Linked DNA regions of Homo sapiens: region 1 is linked to region 2. A link is an interaction called in ENCODE POLR2A ChIA-PET data of the cell type or tissue named here. Cell type or tissue: PC-9. All regions are shown on one strand. Region 1 overlaps LOC102724945 (a long non-coding RNA gene). Region 2 overlaps LOC102724945 (a long non-coding RNA gene).

The links. ChIA-PET counts read pairs that join two places held together with the same protein. Peaks named below come from ENCODE experiments on the same cell type or tissue, not always from the same donor. Only the 100,000 strongest peaks of a DNase experiment are listed, where the experiment ranks them.
Region 1: POLR2A ChIA-PET joins it to region 2 with 5 read pairs; 2 of 35 experiments call an interaction of 5 or more read pairs at or near these places.

What each region holds. Positions count from the first base shown.
Region 1 is chr14:33,996,054-34,000,053 of GRCh38, reverse strand. The region is part of intron 5 of LOC102724945 (a long non-coding RNA gene); the gene reads left to right. Among named protein-coding and RNA genes, the nearest start is that of EGLN3-AS1, 42 kb to the left of the region's middle. In PC-9, no CTCF peak of the experiment used is centred here; a DNase peak (open chromatin) is centred at 2,293; H3K27ac peaks cover 1,521 bases.
Region 2 is chr14:34,102,896-34,106,895 of GRCh38, reverse strand. The region is part of intron 4 of LOC102724945 (a long non-coding RNA gene); the gene reads left to right. Among named protein-coding and RNA genes, the nearest start is that of EGLN3-AS1, 65 kb to the right of the region's middle. In PC-9, no CTCF peak of the experiment used is centred here; no DNase peak of the experiment used is centred here.

The DNA.
Region 1 (4,000 bases), 110 kb after region 2:
TGTGGTATTTTTTAACAAGGACTAAATTTGGTTTGCTATATTGGTCTATCATCTGGGCTTTGTTTTAAAGCCCTGACTCACAGTTGAACATTGTACAGAAAGACCACACTACTATTTCTAGACTGGTATCTTGGTACAACGGGCTTGATGTCAGCCAGAGAAGTTGAGGAAGGTGAAATGGACTTGTGGAAGTATAACTTTCTCTCTTGTTTTAAAAAATCTTTATTGAAATATAATTTACATACCACACAATTCACCCATTTAGGATATACAGTACAACAGATAAGAGTTGTGTAATTATCACCACAATTAATTTTAGAACATTTCATTATCCCCAAAAGAAATCTTGTACCTACTAGCAATCAATCCCATTTCCCCTCCTCTATTTTCCCAGCCCATTAATCTACTTTCTATCTCTATAAATTTGCCCATTCTGGGCATTTCATATAAATGAAATCATGCAGTTTTTCGTGACTTTTTTCACTTGCATAATGTTTTCAAGGTTCATCCATATTATAGCCTGTGTCAATACTTCATTCCTTTTTTTTTTTTTTTTTGAGATGGAGTTTTGCTCTTGTTGCCTAGGCTGGAGTGCAATGGTGCGATCTCAGCTCACTGCAACCTCCACTTCCTGGGTTCAAGTGATTCTCCTGCCTCAGCCTCCAGAGTAGCTGGGATTACAGGCATGCGCCACTATGCCTGGCTAATTTTGTATTTTTAGTAGAGACGGGGTTTTTCCATGTTGGTCAGGCTGGTCTCAACCTCCCAACCTCAGGTGATCCACCTGCCTCAGCCTCCCAAAGGGCTGGGATTACAGGCGTGAGCCACCGTGCCTGGCCACTTCATTCCTTTTTGTAGCTTAATAATATTTCACTGTTTGAATTACATTTTTGTTTACCCATTTATCAGTTGATGAACATTTGGATTATTTCTACTGTTTGGCTATATGAATGACGCTACTATGAACACTTGTGTACATGCTTTTGTGTATATGTAAGCTTTCATTCTTTTGGGTATATACGTAGGAGTGGAATTGCCAGGCCATATGATAACCCCATGTTTAACACTTTGAGGGACTGCCAGACTATTTTCTAGAGTGGTTGCATCATTTTACATTCCCACCAGCAGTGTATGAAGGTTCCAGTTTCTCAACATCTTCACCAACATTTGTTACTGTGACTGTGACTCTTTGTCTGTGACCTCTCCATTGGAATCCTCAGGCATCTCCATTTCTTCTCCATTCTGCCACTTCCTTTGACCTGGCACATCCTCTGTAACACCAGCAATTTGTATCACTTTCACAATACTCTGGATATATGTCTTGGTGATTAAATGCAAACTGCTTTTCTTACTGAAAAAACTTTACTTCCCAATGGATAAAAGTGAAGGAAGCTAAGTGATATAGGAAGTTCCATAACTCATTCGTCTTCCCCTCATTCTGCAATGAGAAGCTAATGTTGGAGATTAAATAATGGACTTTGTTGATTTCAGTGTGTCTGCTGCTGAATGTGTAAATTCATCCTTTCTCAGATAGTCAGACACAACTAGCTAAGTAGCATCCTAAGTAAAAGTGGTAACATGAGTAATTCTGCCGGGAAATAAGGTCAACCTTTTCAGCCTTTTCTCATGAGATCTGGACTGTGAGCAAGGAGTAAAGAGCTACATAAACCTTGCACCTCAAATAACACTGAAGCTCTGTCCTCCTTGTTCCCTCTAATGCCTGAGCATCCAAGAAATGAAATATAGGACTAGAGATTTTTTTAAATAACCTGGATTTTGTAGAAAGAAAGATCATAATACATTAAGTAAAATATGGTTCCCATGTAAAATTATTCTTTCAAAAACTAGGAATTATATAAATACATGAAATCAGGATATATACAAAGGAGTTAGTAGTGATTTTTATTCCTTAACTGGTGGTTGAATAAGTGAGTGTTAAATTTTTTGCTTTCTTCACCTATATTTTTAACTTTTTTCTACAATGAACATATATTACATTGTAATAAGAAAAAGTTAATTTGTAAGTTGTATTTCTGATGCTTATATTGAATTACAAGACACAGTTTTTTTTCTACCTTGCAATAAATTATTAGGATGAAGAATAAATTTGGTTAGGAAACTAGACAATTATTTCAAGGTTTGTTCCAGCTCCCGAGGCTTTATGAGGTTACCATCAAATTTGGTCAGCAAAATAGATGGCAAACCATGACACAGCACAAATCATATTCTTTAGGACTCTTAAAATTGTATCAGAAACCACTAAAACTAGCTTAGCAGCATTTCTTGTAAGAATACAGACAGGGCTGATAGCCGGTTGCACTTGCTTGGGGATACTGGTTGTTTACATTGTAAAATACCTCTGTTCCTATTACTCTGACACCCCCAAATGCCTCCTGTCTGCCTCAGCCACTTGGGGATTTCTCAGGCTCTCTGTACTTCATGGCAAAAGAGGGAACGTGTGGAATGGCAGTGGACTTCTAGAACCATGTACCAGGTGTCTGGCCCTGTCTGTTCTAATTTTCTCCCCCAGTTTCATATTAACTATTTTGAATATCACCCTCAGAATGCATGGGTATCTCATGGAATCCAAGGGCAAAGATTTAGCTGGGCCTCCTGAAGGGACTAGACCCAGACTCTCGGGGGCTGTCAGGCTTCTCCTTATTTCTCATCTCTGTGCGTCTGCTCCATCCTCTCTTATTGCCTTTTCTGCCTTGAAGTTCACATGACAGAAATATGACCTACAGCTCTCAGAATTGTCATTTGACAGGTCTGGCCGTTTGGAAAGAGAATGATCTTCTTCTTCCCTCCCTCCCTTCCTATTTCAAATGTCCAGGGAAGAAACTGAATGCCAGTCATGTGCCCACTCCTGTACCAAACCTCTATGACCCTATGGGAAGAGGGGATCACATTGCCCAACCATGGCTTTTCCAATTATAATCATATGAATAGAGGGGGTGAACAATTCCAGATAAAATGAGGGAGCTTTTCCAGAAATTATGGAGTGGAGCACAAATATAATCATGTCCTTGCCTAGCACGTAGCTATCTCTCAACCTTCCTTTAATTGGGGCTTCTTTATCCAACAATCTTAACACTCCATGAAAGAGTCTCTGAATAGCCATATATCAAAGCTTATAATTTTGCATATAGAATTGTATATAGAAAAGTACCTAGCACAAAAGTTTTAAACTCTTATTTTACACAACTTGCTTATTAGGCTCTATGTCCAAGGCAAATCAGAAGTAGAATTAAAGAGGAGTGGTAAGAAAGGCAGGCTTGCTGAGCCTGGATGGCATATGAGTGTGAGTGGGTGTGTGATTGAGTGTGTGTGTGTGTGAGAGAGTGTGTGTGTGGGTGAGTGCGTATGCGACTGTGTGTGTGTATGCGAGTGTGTGTGTATGCGAGTGTGTGTGAGTGTGTGAGTGTGTGTGTGTGAGTGTGTATGCGTGTGTGTGTCTGTGAGCGCTCATGCGTGCACATCTTCAGTCATGTGCCCACTCCTGTACCAAACATTTATGGTCCTATGTGGGAGCAGATCATATTTCCCAATTACGGCTTTTTCCATTATGACCACATGGATGAAGTGGGTATATAGTTTCATACACACAAACACACACACACCACACACACACCCTGATACATAAATTCAGGAATAATGATTCAGCAATGCAAAAGGCAAAAATCGTATCTGAGGCCATTTTTCCATACCAATAATTAGAAATTTAAATAATCTATGAAGTAATAAAGTAAGTTAGCATATAATTATTGATATTTATTTTAATAACTAGAACCCTCCATTTTAAAAGTGAAATTATGTTGAATATATCCTGTTTAAGAAGGCAGAGAAAATTTTAATGCATTGATGAAAGAGAGTAATGGTAAATGTAGAAATACAGGGATACTTGATATCTAAGCTTTAGCTAGCTGGAAAGTTATTGAAAAAACTTGATAAGCTTTTGCTAGCTGGAAAATTATTATTCAGCAATGCTAGATCTTAGACA
Region 2 (4,000 bases):
GGGGAAAATCTCTAGTCTTTGGAACAAGGAGGTAAAATGTGGGTGTGTAATAGACCCACATGCCAAAAATTTGCTCCTTTCTTAAACTTTGGTAACGCTGCTTAATTTTTATGTAGTTTAGTCTTTTACATCTACTAGGGCTGCTATCACCTATATAAGTGCCATGAAATTAAGATTTGGAGCAGCCTACTTCTCCACCAACACAGATTCTCTACTTGAGAATTTTCCCTCCTGTCTTTAGGCAAAAGCAAATGCTTATATCAAGGCTGGTGGCTCTTTATTCAGGCATTTGGATCCTTAAACACCGTAAACTAAAGCATGCCCTGAAGCATAGGGTATGATAAACACAAGTGTTTTTGCTATCAGGACGTGCAATCCTGTTCCTACATGCTCCACGTAATTGGACAGCAAACAGTGCTCCTTTTCTTCCTTATGATCCCCTGTATTGCTGTGGAAATTGGAGTAAAATGTGATAATTGGAATGATCGTGCACTTAACATTCCTGAGCTCAGCAATGATAAGAAAAGGGTAGCAGTCTCTTTGTGATTTTTATGAACAGGAGTAAAACCTGGGATGTGTAGTGGCCAGTTTTAGTAGTTGGTACCAGGTGCTATACGGTTAATTTTTTGAAAAGACACATTTACCAGTGAACTTCTATACTGACAAATTTCAAATAACTGTTTCATCTGCCTTTGTTGAAAAAGGGGCTTGTCAGTGCTCTTAGGGACTCCATCATGTGTGGTGTTCTAAGTGGGCAATGCACTACTTAGAAGAGTCTACAAGGCAAAGACACTGGCTGTTGAGTTTTTTGGCTGCCTCCCCCTGCCCTAGCCCTAAAGATCGAATCCAGGACCACCTGTCTAATTTGTGGGGCTCACTGCAAAATGAAAATGCAGGGCTCCTTATTTTAAAGAAATTAAGAATTTCAAGACAACAACAGAACAAGGGTCTCTGTGTGGCTCACAGTTCCCATGCTCATGAAGGCAGTCCTGGCTCTGATCTTAAATAAGAAGTGGGATAAGAGAAGTTCCCTAATTCTCTCTGGCATAGTTTACAGTGTGTGCCAAATACTCGTGGGGAAGAGGTGATGTTTCACTGAGGGCCCAGGGATGCCTTCTTCCAGCTCCTGGTGAAGAGGAGAGAGAGAAGCCCGAAGTGAATGACTGGGTTACCTTCAAGATCCTTTCTGTTCCTCAGAGTCTGTAACTTAAAAGCCCTTATCCTGAAGGGACTCTAATTCTAAGATGCTGTGCTTTTCTTCCCTACTCTTCACAAACTGAGAACTGCAGCTTTACCACTTATTAACTATCGTGACCTAGGGCTGGTGACTTGTTGTCTCTGTGCCTCAGTTTCCTCATTTGTAAAATGGAGGTAATAGTACTTAACTCATGGAGCGGTTGTGAGGATTGAACTAAACAACTCATGTAAAGTGCTCAGTAGCGTCCAGGTGCATGGTCAGCTTTCAGTAAAGAGTGATCATTATTGCTATTATTGTGATAAACCCTTGCTTTTGGAAAAGCTTGTATATGAGAAAAAGGCCCTGGGGTGACAATTCGGTTGAAGGCATATGCTACCCCAATAGACCTTTCCTAATTCTTTTTTCTCCAGCTTACCTCCTCTTAAATGTAGAATCTTTTGAATATGATGAAAGTCCACACACTAACAAAGCCACTGCTGCCAGCAAGGTCACCCAAGGAGAAGCAGCCTTGTCCTCTGGGCGTGCAGAATTGCATGCATTTATGCAGACACTCTAGAGGCTTGTACGGCTGTGCTGAACCTCCATGTAGGTTTGTCTCACTGCCTCATTCCAATCCAGGCAGAGGGAGTCTGTTAAATTCACAACTCAGCTTAGAAGGGTCATCAGGATTCATTTGTTGGAATTGCTGGTGACATCTGAAGCTTTCATAGAAGAGCTTGTTCTTTCCAGAAGAGTATAGAGTTCCTGTCAGTTACTGCTTCCTCCTCTGGCCTCACAGAATAAGGCTGGGGGCGAGCCAGGTCAGTGCAGTATTTTAGGGCAGTAGGCCATCTCTTTATGTGGAACCTTTCTAATATCCACACTCTGGACTGAAAGACTCCCTTAGACCTGGAAAAGCCCCTCTCCCACTCCTCAAACGTTTACTGCATGTGAAAGTGTAGCTCAGCCCCTATCCTTGGTGCTCTCTGTGGGTCTGGCTTCTCTGCCTCCAGATGGTTCAGGCTGCAGTCTGGAATGTTCTATTTCAGCAAACGGAGCATGTTGTTACATTATCTGCACTTTTGCTTTCATCTTGGGGTGGATGACTGAGTATGGACTTGGAGGTTTTGCGCCATAGATTTGTAGTAATAAAAAGAAAACTGACCTTCGTGGAGCAGTTTCTGGGCTCCTGGCACTGTACTAAGGTGGCTGTTATTTATTCTTAGAAGGTGGAAATTATTATCCCATTTTTTTGTAGATGAAGAAACAGAGGTTGTTTTAATATATTGCCCAAGTGCACATAGCTGATAAGTGGCAAAACCAGCATTTAGGAGAAACAACTAAGAATAAATATCAGGATAGTGCCAGGGACATGGGTAGAGAAGGCCTGATAGAATCCTGTAACACAAGGACTAAGGGAAGGTGTAAAGACCAGCTCTCTAAAAACCTGGAAGTAAGAACAGCCAAGCCAGATACATCTCCCGCAACATGTCGTTGAGGCATCCTGGTAAATGGGGTGGGAACTGCCCCAGCATGGATGGCTCCTGTGTCCCCCTGGGAAGCAGCACATGAGCTGGTGGAGAGTCCTTGGGCAGGTGTGTGTTGCAGCAGACCTGACCATGCCACTTGGAAACAAGGTTCATGCTGCTTTACAAGAGGCCTCCAGACTCACTCCAGACCTCTCCCATTAATGGGGATGGTGTCCCATAGCTCCTGATGTCCTGTATGGTGGGTGGGTTGGACTAGGGAGCTGATAGGGCTGCTCCAGGTAGGATTCCTTAGCAATGAGCTGCTTAGGTCTACAAACACAGGGACTCACACTTGTATTTCAATGCTTCATGGTTATCCCAGGGTAGGGATGAGCTTGGTAGAGGGCAGGAACATCAGTGGGACTTAAGGGTGACAGCCAGCCACCTATCCCTGACCTTCTTTATTACGACAATTCTCTTTGATATACACCATTCATACTACCAGGTAGCTCATATTGTAAGTTTTAATTTCACTTTTATTTGTGTGATTCTTGATTACTGTCTATATCTTCCAATCCATGTCTGCTTTTACTCATCATTGATTCCCAGTACCTCATACACTGCCTGCCACCTATAGTGGGTATTCAAATAAGTATTTTTTAATTGATTAATTAATGAATGAAAAGAAGTTCTGGAAGTGTGAGAAATTGAAAAAGTGCTTCGGAAGTAGTTGAGTGCTGCCTTTCCTGACTCTGCTGATTAAGTATGTGACAGATACCACAATTATCAGCATTCCAGATAAGAATCCAGAGAATGCTATCTTTGGCAGTGTCAGAAATGCAAGCTTTGTTCCTCTTCACTTGCTGGGAATGCATTAGTCTTTGGATGAAAGGAGGCGTTGGGGCAGTCAATATGCCCTTTGGCTCTGGCTCGGGATTTATCAGTCACAGTTCCCCCATTGAAAGCATGAGGGTCATCAGGGACTAGCCAAAGTAAGAAAAATAGAACTTCAATCTCTGCATGGGGATCTCAGGTCAAGGCAAAAATCTCGGAGAGGCTGAGAGCAAAAAGATCTGTATGATTTGAGGGGATCAGAAAGCCCAGCTTGACCCCAACTACTCTCTTATTAGCCTGCTTGGAGGGTTGGAAATTATTGTGTTTAGGAATTTCTCTTTGGGTTAAGGTTTTGATTCTTGAAAAACTCTATAATAAAACATTTTCCTGGGTAAAGTGCTGCTTTTACCCAGTTCCCACCCCATTTACCAGGATGCCTCAATGACATGTTGTGGGAGATGTATCTGGCTCGGCTATTCTTACTTCCATGTGTGAAGTCATTACCATGAGCATGGTAGCA